Linked DNA regions of Homo sapiens: region 2 is linked to region 1. The links are chromatin contacts, found by Hi-C or POLR2A ChIA-PET in ENCODE. All regions are on one chromosome and are shown on one strand. Each heading gives the region's core, a stretch centred on a gene start or an enhancer-like site at or near the end of the contact. The rest is flanking DNA. Distances are from core to core; before and after follow the strand shown. Region 1 overlaps CABIN1 (calcineurin binding protein 1). Region 2 overlaps CABIN1 (calcineurin binding protein 1).

Region 1 (4,076 bases), core at 744-3,243:
CCTTGGCGGCAGCCTCACCTGAGTTCACCATCTGCTGGACAGCCTCGTTCAGAGCCACATCGGAACACTCAAAACACTGCCGATAGTCCTTCAGCCGGAGCAAGGAGTCCTAGTACAGCAAGAAGCCAGGTGAAGTGCACGGTGAGCTCAGCACATCTGGGCCCAAGGCCTGAGCAGAGACAACTGAAGGAAAACAGATGAGGGGCAGCAAAAGAAAGGGAAGAACGAGCCCCAGCACAACATAGGCCCCATGCAGCCCGGAGGTGCCTAGAAGGGCAGTCCAGTGGCCTGTGTGCAATGGCAGCAGAGAATGTCACCAGCCAGGGAGCTTTCAGAAAGGCTTCACCTCTGTACCTCAACTTCCCCATTTATAAAGTGGGGATGCTGGGAATGAGGCTGCAGAGCCAGCCAAGGTGAGACAGGCACCCCAACACCTGTCAGCTCTCCCCAGAGCCACTGTGCCCATCCAGTGCCAGGGCTCTGGAGGGGGTTCAGCAGCAAAGGGGCAGACTGCCAGGGAGGGACTACCTCAGCGGAGGAGGGCCTGAGCCAAGGCCACAACAGGGGCAACTGGCCAGGCAACACTAAAGTCATCACTCTATCAGCCTCCTCCTCCCCAGGTGCCCTGATGGGGCCAATGTGTAAGCCATTTGAGCCTCAGCCACCACATCATCCCCTCAGCGGCACTGTGGGCATTAAATGAGCTGATGTGCATATTACACTCAGCACAGTGCCTGGCACATGGAAGAACTCTCAGAACACCACACTGAACTGTTACTTCTATTTTAAAAGCTTCTCTTTGGAAACCACTGCTTTTCGCAAAGCTCCTTTTTTTTTTTTTTTGGCCTAGAATACAACCCATTTAAATGCCTGGGATCTCTCATCACTGTGCTGGTGCATGGGGAAACACAGCCTGTCTGTGAATTCACAGATCTGGTGGGACGCTTGTTACACCTACAGGAAGCACCTGCTGCCCGGTGACCCATTGGGCTCTAACCTCGCCACAGCCCAGGCCTGGCAGCGGCTCCTCCCAACCTTGACATGTGCAGCTGCCACTCTCTGAGGTGAGACCAACAGGTGTGGGGTCAGAAATACCTGGAACTGCCTTTGGAATGTGGTGTGGTATCTGAACACAGATCAAAACCCCCCCCAATTTATAAATCCTAATTGCCAGGAAAATGGGGCCCGTGTTTCATTAGAGAAAGCCAGCAGCCTTTACCAGGAGGCCACTGGGGTGCGAGGGTGCCTACAGGGTGCTGATGTGGGAGTCCAAAGCCTGAGCTGATGCCTCCTGGTCAAAACACCCAACATGTGAGAGCCAGAGGATTATTTTCCAGCATGATAAAGACTACTAAATGCAACCAGAGTCATTGTGAAAGTCAGGGACAAGACAAGGACCTGCTAACGGTGCTCTAAAATATGACATAATCTCCAGGGCTCAAGGCCAGACAGAGCAAAAAAGTAGAATAAACACCAATGAATGAGGAGACCAAATTACCATCGACTGGGGGCAACACAATCATCTACCCAAACACAATAAAACAAGCCAGACAGAAAACAAGAAATAATGGGAACTCAGTGAAGCACCCAGACTCAAACACAAAAAAATCAATAGGGTTTCTATAAGCCAGCAACGTAGGAATACATGGAAAAGATAGTGAACAACAAAAAGATTCTGCTCAATATAGCAACCAAAAATATTAAGGACTAAGAATCAACTCAACAAGACACAAACTATCCAATTAGACTGAAGAACATAATAGGCAGCTTGCCCACTGGAAGAAAGCGCCACTATACACCCACAGGAAAAGACTGCAAGTTCAATGCCCCACTTGAGAAAAGCTAAATGAAACAAGTTAAATGCAAAACATAAAACATTAACACTGCGGGAATAAAACAAAAGCAAATACTCTTTTTATCTCTCTGTTGATGGGTCTCTTGTCTGCCCCCCCTCGAGAACATGGGGTCCCTCAGAGCAGCCTTCCTCTTGGCCCAGTGCCAGGCACCCCATAAAAGCTCAAGCTATGTGTGTAGAACAAATGGATGAATATTTCTCCACTCTTGGAAAGACTGTCTAAGCATAGGAACAAAAAACACAGTGAACCATGAACAAAATCACACATGTATGAAAACATCAAAAGATGTGACAGCATAAAAATTCAGAACCTCTCTGCAATTTAAAAGCAAACAATTGGGAAAAAAATATTTGCAAGATTTGTTGAGAAAAAGATTACTATCTTTAATATACAAAAAAAAGCACTCCAAATCAATAAGAAAACACTCTCAATACAAAACTGAGCAATAATCAGGAAACCTTAATTCACAAAAAGCAGGAGCTTCCACAGCATTCGGCTCCGACCTCAAGCACAGCCCTTATCACAGCTCAGCGCCTGCCCAAGCAGCAGTTCCTCCCCCATCAATGGGGTATCCTGCCACATCCAGCTGTTCTAGAAGACAATAAGAGCAAGACCACATCTGAGCATTGAGGCCATCCTATGGAGGCAGAGACCACTGGCCTCTCTCCCCTTTCTCCCACCCAGCACCCTTCCTGGTATGCTGGCTGTCCCTCCCACACATAGCCATGCTGGGCCACCTTGCAGCCTGCCAGGTAACAGGTCACACACATCTCATCCGCTGATCTTGGCTTGGGCCTGACTGACCTCCTCTGCCAGGAGCTGGAGCCTCCTTCCCTCCACCCCCTTCTCCCTCCTGCTTCCCCAAACCAACTCTTTCTTACCCTTTCCCCATGACTGAGGTGCTTCCATTTGTTCCCATAGTCGCACCTCTTAACTATTTCCCAGTTCAACAATGTTAATGATTAAAATGCTTCGTGCAATCTGTGCAAAAAGCCTGGGAGAAGACTGGACTCTCTTTCCAAATTGAAAGGGAAGTACCCCATAGATACAAAACACAATGTGATTAGTAGGATGAAGCATAAGGGACCAGGACTCAATGCCACTAAGCATATTTTGCGTATTATCTTCCATGTTTATCTCGGTGCCAACTCAACCCTCCTGAGGATGGTGGCAACGATGACAGCAGTACCTCCACAGCACCTGCTAGTGCCAGGCATGGTGCCAACACACATTACCTTGTGTAATCCCTACAACAGGACTCTGAGCTAAGGACATTGGTCATCCCTATCCTAGAAATGAGGAACTGAGCTCAGAGAGGTTGAATAACTGCCCAGCACCCAGCAGCTGCCAGTTCCCTGGCAGGCTCTTGGTAAGAGTTTACCTCCTGAGGAACAGAAGCACAGAAGGATTCAGGAGGGCACACGAGGTTTCAAACATAAGGCTAGTGTTATTTTTCTTCAACACATTGGTCTTTATTTTATCTTGATTCTTTCCACTGTACAGATATTTTAGCCACTTTTATATTTACCTTAAAAAGCAATACAAAACAAGATGGATGAATAAACAAGTGGATGGACAGATGATGACCTGACCATTCTTCCTTCCTCCTCTGCCACACAGAAGTTCTGAGTCAAGTGTGGGGTTCACCCTGAGCCACGCAGAACCCTAGAACCTGCACTCCTTGGTTCTAACTTTCCATTAGTCTTGACCATATCTTCTGACTAACATCTTCCTGGGGGCTTAGTGGTTTTGACATCCACTCTCTTCTAGCTATACATTCTTAAGAACTACCGCAGAACCTCCAGAGAATAAACACAAACAAGCAAGGAGAGAAGGTGCAAGTGGGTGTGAGGGACACTGGCAGCACACACCTGCAGAAGAAGCAGCTGGGCTGGCCTCTCAGGAATGGAAGTCATAAACTCCAGGTGTTTGGCCCGGTCAAACCCACTGGTGCACAAAGTGGGGCGGAGCAGATGCACAACAGCCTTGTAGTCGCCTGCTTCATACAGCCGCTGAATCTCCTCCAGGGACTGGCACCGCTCCAGCGACTTCAGGTTCTTATCAATCTGAAAAAGGCCCGGCAATGCTGTATGAGGGTAAACCCCTCAGCCCCTGCCCCACCAAATCTGGCCAGTGTTTGTTTTTATCAGACTTGGATGAGGAGAATAAAAATTAGACTATGTTCCAGCCCAAAAAAAATTAGATTCCTCCTTCATACAT
Region 2 (4,076 bases), core at 626-3,125, 39 kb before region 1:
GAGGTCCATGCCACACTGGCCTCTTGGGGAACACAAGGAGAAAGGCAGACACAGTCCCCTAGGGTCCACCAACCCTTTGCTCAGCTACCTTAAAAGCCTGGTATTGGTCCATGTTTTAGTGCTAATCAGCTGGGTCCTACTGGTAGGGTAGGCATGAGCTGCCTGGTAAGCAAACTTGAAACAACATATAAACTTGTTTTGGCTGGGTGGCTCATGCCTGTAGTCCTAGCACTTTGGGAGGCCAAGGAGGGAGGATTGCTTGAGCCCAGCAGTTCAAGACCAGCCTGGGCAACATACGGAGATGCCCGTCTGTACAAAAAATTAAAAAAAAAAAAAAATTAGGCAGGCGTGGCAGTTACTTGGGAGGCTGAGGTGGGAGGATCACTTGAGCCCAGGAGGTTGAGGCTGCACTGAGCAGTGATAGTGCCACTGCACTCCACTCTAGCCTGGAAAAACAGAGCGAGACCCTGTCTAAAAAAAAAAAAAAAAGCAAAATATAAAGTTGTTTCAAAAAAGTTGAAAGCCTGGACTCTGGAAGATCCAGGCTGATAGAACTGAAATTCTGCTCTGTCACCTACTATCTCTGAGAGCCTCTGTAAATGCCATAATTATTTATACTTCAGTTTCCATGCATGTAAAACTGTGATAACATAAGCACCCACTTCACAGAACTGTTATGATTAACTAGGTTAATACACATAAAGTGTTTGAATCAGTGCCTAACAAACAGTAAAGGTTCACAAAATGTCAGTTTATCAATACTATTATTTCAGAGAACCTGAGCATGTTTTATCTCTTATGTCTCAAATGTGCCATTACAGCTTTAGGTCTGAATGAGCAGAGGGTTTTGCTGATGCCATATTGGAGCCAATACCTAAGCAGCACCATGTAGATGGGGGGGCAACATTGACACAACAGGCCTGTCAAAGTGGGATGGCCTGCACAGAGGATACTGAGGATCAGGTCTGTGCTCCAAAGGGTGCCCTGCTGCTCTGGCCTCTTTACCCATGTCTCATCATATACCAGGGTTTGGGGACAGTGACCTTGTAGGCATCCCTGCCATAGCCCTTCCTTCATAGCTGCCTTTGCCATGTCCACTGCCCAGGAACTGATGGATCATCAGTATCAGCTGGGCTGACAGAACAATGAGAAATGAGGACTTGGGACGTGTATAAGACCCCTGAGTGGAGGAGCACAGACCTGACCAGAACCTCTCTCTCACGCTTGTGAAAGGCTCTTCCCTGACTTACAAAGCCAGAATACAAGGCTCCATGAGCACTGAATGGCAGTTATGAGCAGGCCTGCAGCCCTCACAAAATGTCCCAAACTTGAGTCCCCAGCATGAGGGGATCAAGAAGAGGTGGGGCAGCCCATTTGCTGGCTGTGTGTAAAGGGAGGATTAGCAATGGGGACCCTCTAGAGGCCACGCAGGGTCATTGTAGGAGCTTAAGGGTTGGGCTCCCAGACCCACATTCCCATCCCAGATCTGCCACTTAGGGGTTGGGTGATCTTGGCCAAATGATTTTGCTGCTCTAGGCCCCCACTTCAGGTTTTTTAACACGATTGCCATTGTCTTCCTACCTCTGTCCCTGACACATACATGGGATCCCACAAAGGCGTGGCTAGTGCCCTGCACACAAGTGACAGCCCTGCAGCATTCACTCTGGCCCTGACAGTGAGAACACCGATGGCTTAGACAATGCTCGTGAGGCCTCAGAGTCTCTGAAAGACAGCAGGCCATGCCCCGCAGTTGAAGTCTCCCTGAAAGACAAGCTAGGGCTGGGTCTCCTCAGCCAGCCTGAGACTAGCTGAAGTCACTGCACAGCTCAGCAGCACATCCTGCGGCAAGCTCCAGGAAGCAAGCCTTGCTAGGATGATTTCACCGACTGGCAAGCTGCCCCACGAGCTCACCGGCTCACAGGCTCTTTTGGGCTCTGGGCCTAAAGGAATTGCCAATTTGGTGGAATCCCAGCTGTGATCATTATGAAAACTAAGGATTGGTTTAGGCAAGTAGATATTTACTCTCAAAGTGCTAACACCCTCTTGATGCTGCAATGTGAAGGAACCAGGATCCATCCAGCAGGCAGTGAAGGTGGCCAGACCTCACCAGGAACTGTGTGGGCAAGAAAGGACGGCATGCTGTGCAGGGGCTTCTGCTCCCTGAAGAACGACCACCAATTGAGTGGGGACTCTGCTGAGACTCTTAAAATAACATCCACAGCAGTGGAACAGGGCAAGCACAAGCCAAGGGACCTGGCAGGGACAAAAGGCTGCTGACTACACTTTGCCAGGCCCTTCCTGAGCCTCTCAGACACAGATGTGAGAATCTGGAACTGCCAACCATCTAAAAAACCAGAGAGCAGAGATTGGTACTGGCCCTGGGGGGCATTGTGGTGATTCTAGACAAACCCTTGTTTAAGGGGTAATCAAGGTACCTAAGTGGCCCTGAGGAAGGCTCTGCTAATGGGGCTCACCACAGTCTTGGGTGCCACCTGCAGGTCATGATGCTGGGGTGGGCTGCTGTGGCAGAGCTGGAGAGGCAGGGGCTATGTACACAGAGATGAGATGCCCAACTGGCCTGTGAAGCAAGCAGGTGGGGGAGGTGCTTGCCAAGGTTCCCGCCCACTACCAAGGGGGCAGCACCACAGGAAGGAGTCCAGGGATGTGTTATCTCTTCAAATGAGAGCCACCAAAAGGGACTCAAGGCCCAAGGCCCATTTTCTGCTCCTTTCAGATCTTGTGTGTCTGAAAGGGTTGGCACAGCCTATTTAAAATGACCCTGATTTCAAATACTAAAAGTCAACCCAAGGTTTCATACCAAGTTTCAAGCCAGTCAGACTGAAAGAACACCAAGTTTCAATTCTTTCACGTCAATAGGGCAAAAGGGATGAATGAAAAAGCTCTTAAAGAATGGCTCTATCTACCTGGGCAGACAGTGCCCCAGCCTCCATTCCTCCTCTTCTGGGGAAGCAAACTTTCTCTGGTACAGCTGACTGAAGACCTCAGAGAGGCCACAGACAGACAGAAAGACAGACAGACAGACATGAACAGTGGGGTAAGTTTGCCAGGAACATCGCAGAGCATGTGAAAAGGACCCTCATCCTGCCACCAGCTGGGCTGCTGTGGATGGGACAGCCCAGGGGCTGGGTGAGTCAAGGTAGGGAGGACAATGTGCCACAGTGCTGGGAAAAAGCTCTTGGAGAACAGGACCCCTGCAGTTGGATAAGCTGGCAGGGCAGGCAGCAGGGAGGGTTGTTTGGACTGTGGTGTGTAACCCAGAGCCACCCCCATTCCTGAAGCAGGAAGCCCCTGCTCTGGGAGGCCCCTGAAGAGGGGCAGGAGGAAAAGGAAGGATGCCGCTGACTACTGTCATCTCTCTACTCCCAGCAGGCCCCTCTGCAAGGTCATCTCTCAGGTTACCAGACCTGCAGCCAAGGAAGGGCCAGTGTGCACAGGGAAGGCTTCTGGGAGAAGAGGTCACAGGTCAAAGGCTTCTTCTCTGGGGTAGGACCCCCATCCATCAGCCATGTACCTTTGGGCAAGGACCACTCCCTGAGCCATACTCCACCCGCTTCCCAGACAGCTGAACGCAGCCTAGCACCATAATGCACCACTCTCATGCTGCCCAAGTGAACTGGGGAGTCTTTGAGTATGTGTGGAGAGGGAATTCTGGCCTCAGGAACAGCCTACAGGCCTGGCTCCAGTCCTACCTCCTCCACAGGATCTTTGGGATCCTGTGGCCCTAGGTTCAAATGGGCTGACATGCAACTTTGTGTGCTAATGGCCTGTGCTGAGCCCTCAGAGGACCGGCTGGGTCTGCCTGTGCTCTATAGACAAAAGCTGCCAAGCCTGGTGGCAGAGGCATTTTGTTCTCCTGCCTCGCCTAATAGAGCAAGGCCAGATGGAAGAAGTCAGAGTCAAGCTGTTTTTCTGTGGAGGGGCTTTTGGGTGAGGAGGGGGTTCTGGGCCCCCTGGTTCTGAGGCAGAGCAAGAGACAGATGGAAAGCCTCTTTGATGTAGGAGAGCCAGACTTAGCCTAAACTTCCTATGGGGCTGGGTGGAGAGAGCCTTCCAGG

Evidence for each region. Hi-C counts contacts between places; a loop is a spot of excess contacts on that map. ChIA-PET counts read pairs that join two places held with the same protein, here RNA polymerase II (POLR2A). Pooled maps may share reads with other maps.
Region 2: a loop to region 1 is called in a pooled map, with 6 times the contacts of the local background. The contact joins two enhancer-like sites. A Hi-C loop is called at or near these places in 2 of 168 maps with a recorded cell type or tissue (Right ventricle myocardium inferior and heart right ventricle) and 2 of 50 pooled maps. POLR2A ChIA-PET finds 5 or more read pairs at or near these places in 3 of 52 experiments (H1, K562 and activated T-cell).

What each region holds. Positions count from the first base shown.
Region 1 is chr22:24,066,833-24,070,908 of GRCh38, reverse strand. CABIN1 (calcineurin binding protein 1) reads right to left here. Exons shown (of 37, transcript NM_012295.4): 16 at 3,728-3,922; 17 at 1-109. Among named protein-coding and RNA genes, the nearest start is that of CABIN1, 58 kb to the right of the region's middle. Within about 2 kb of position 1,993, at least 6 of the 41 ENCODE cell types and tissues checked have a DNase peak (open chromatin) inside an H3K27ac peak, as active enhancers do.
Region 2 is chr22:24,105,635-24,109,710 of GRCh38, reverse strand. The region is part of intron 26 of CABIN1 (calcineurin binding protein 1); the gene reads right to left. Among named protein-coding and RNA genes, the nearest start is that of SUSD2, 74 kb to the left of the region's middle. Within about 2 kb of position 1,875, at least 13 of the 41 ENCODE cell types and tissues checked have a DNase peak (open chromatin) inside an H3K27ac peak, as active enhancers do.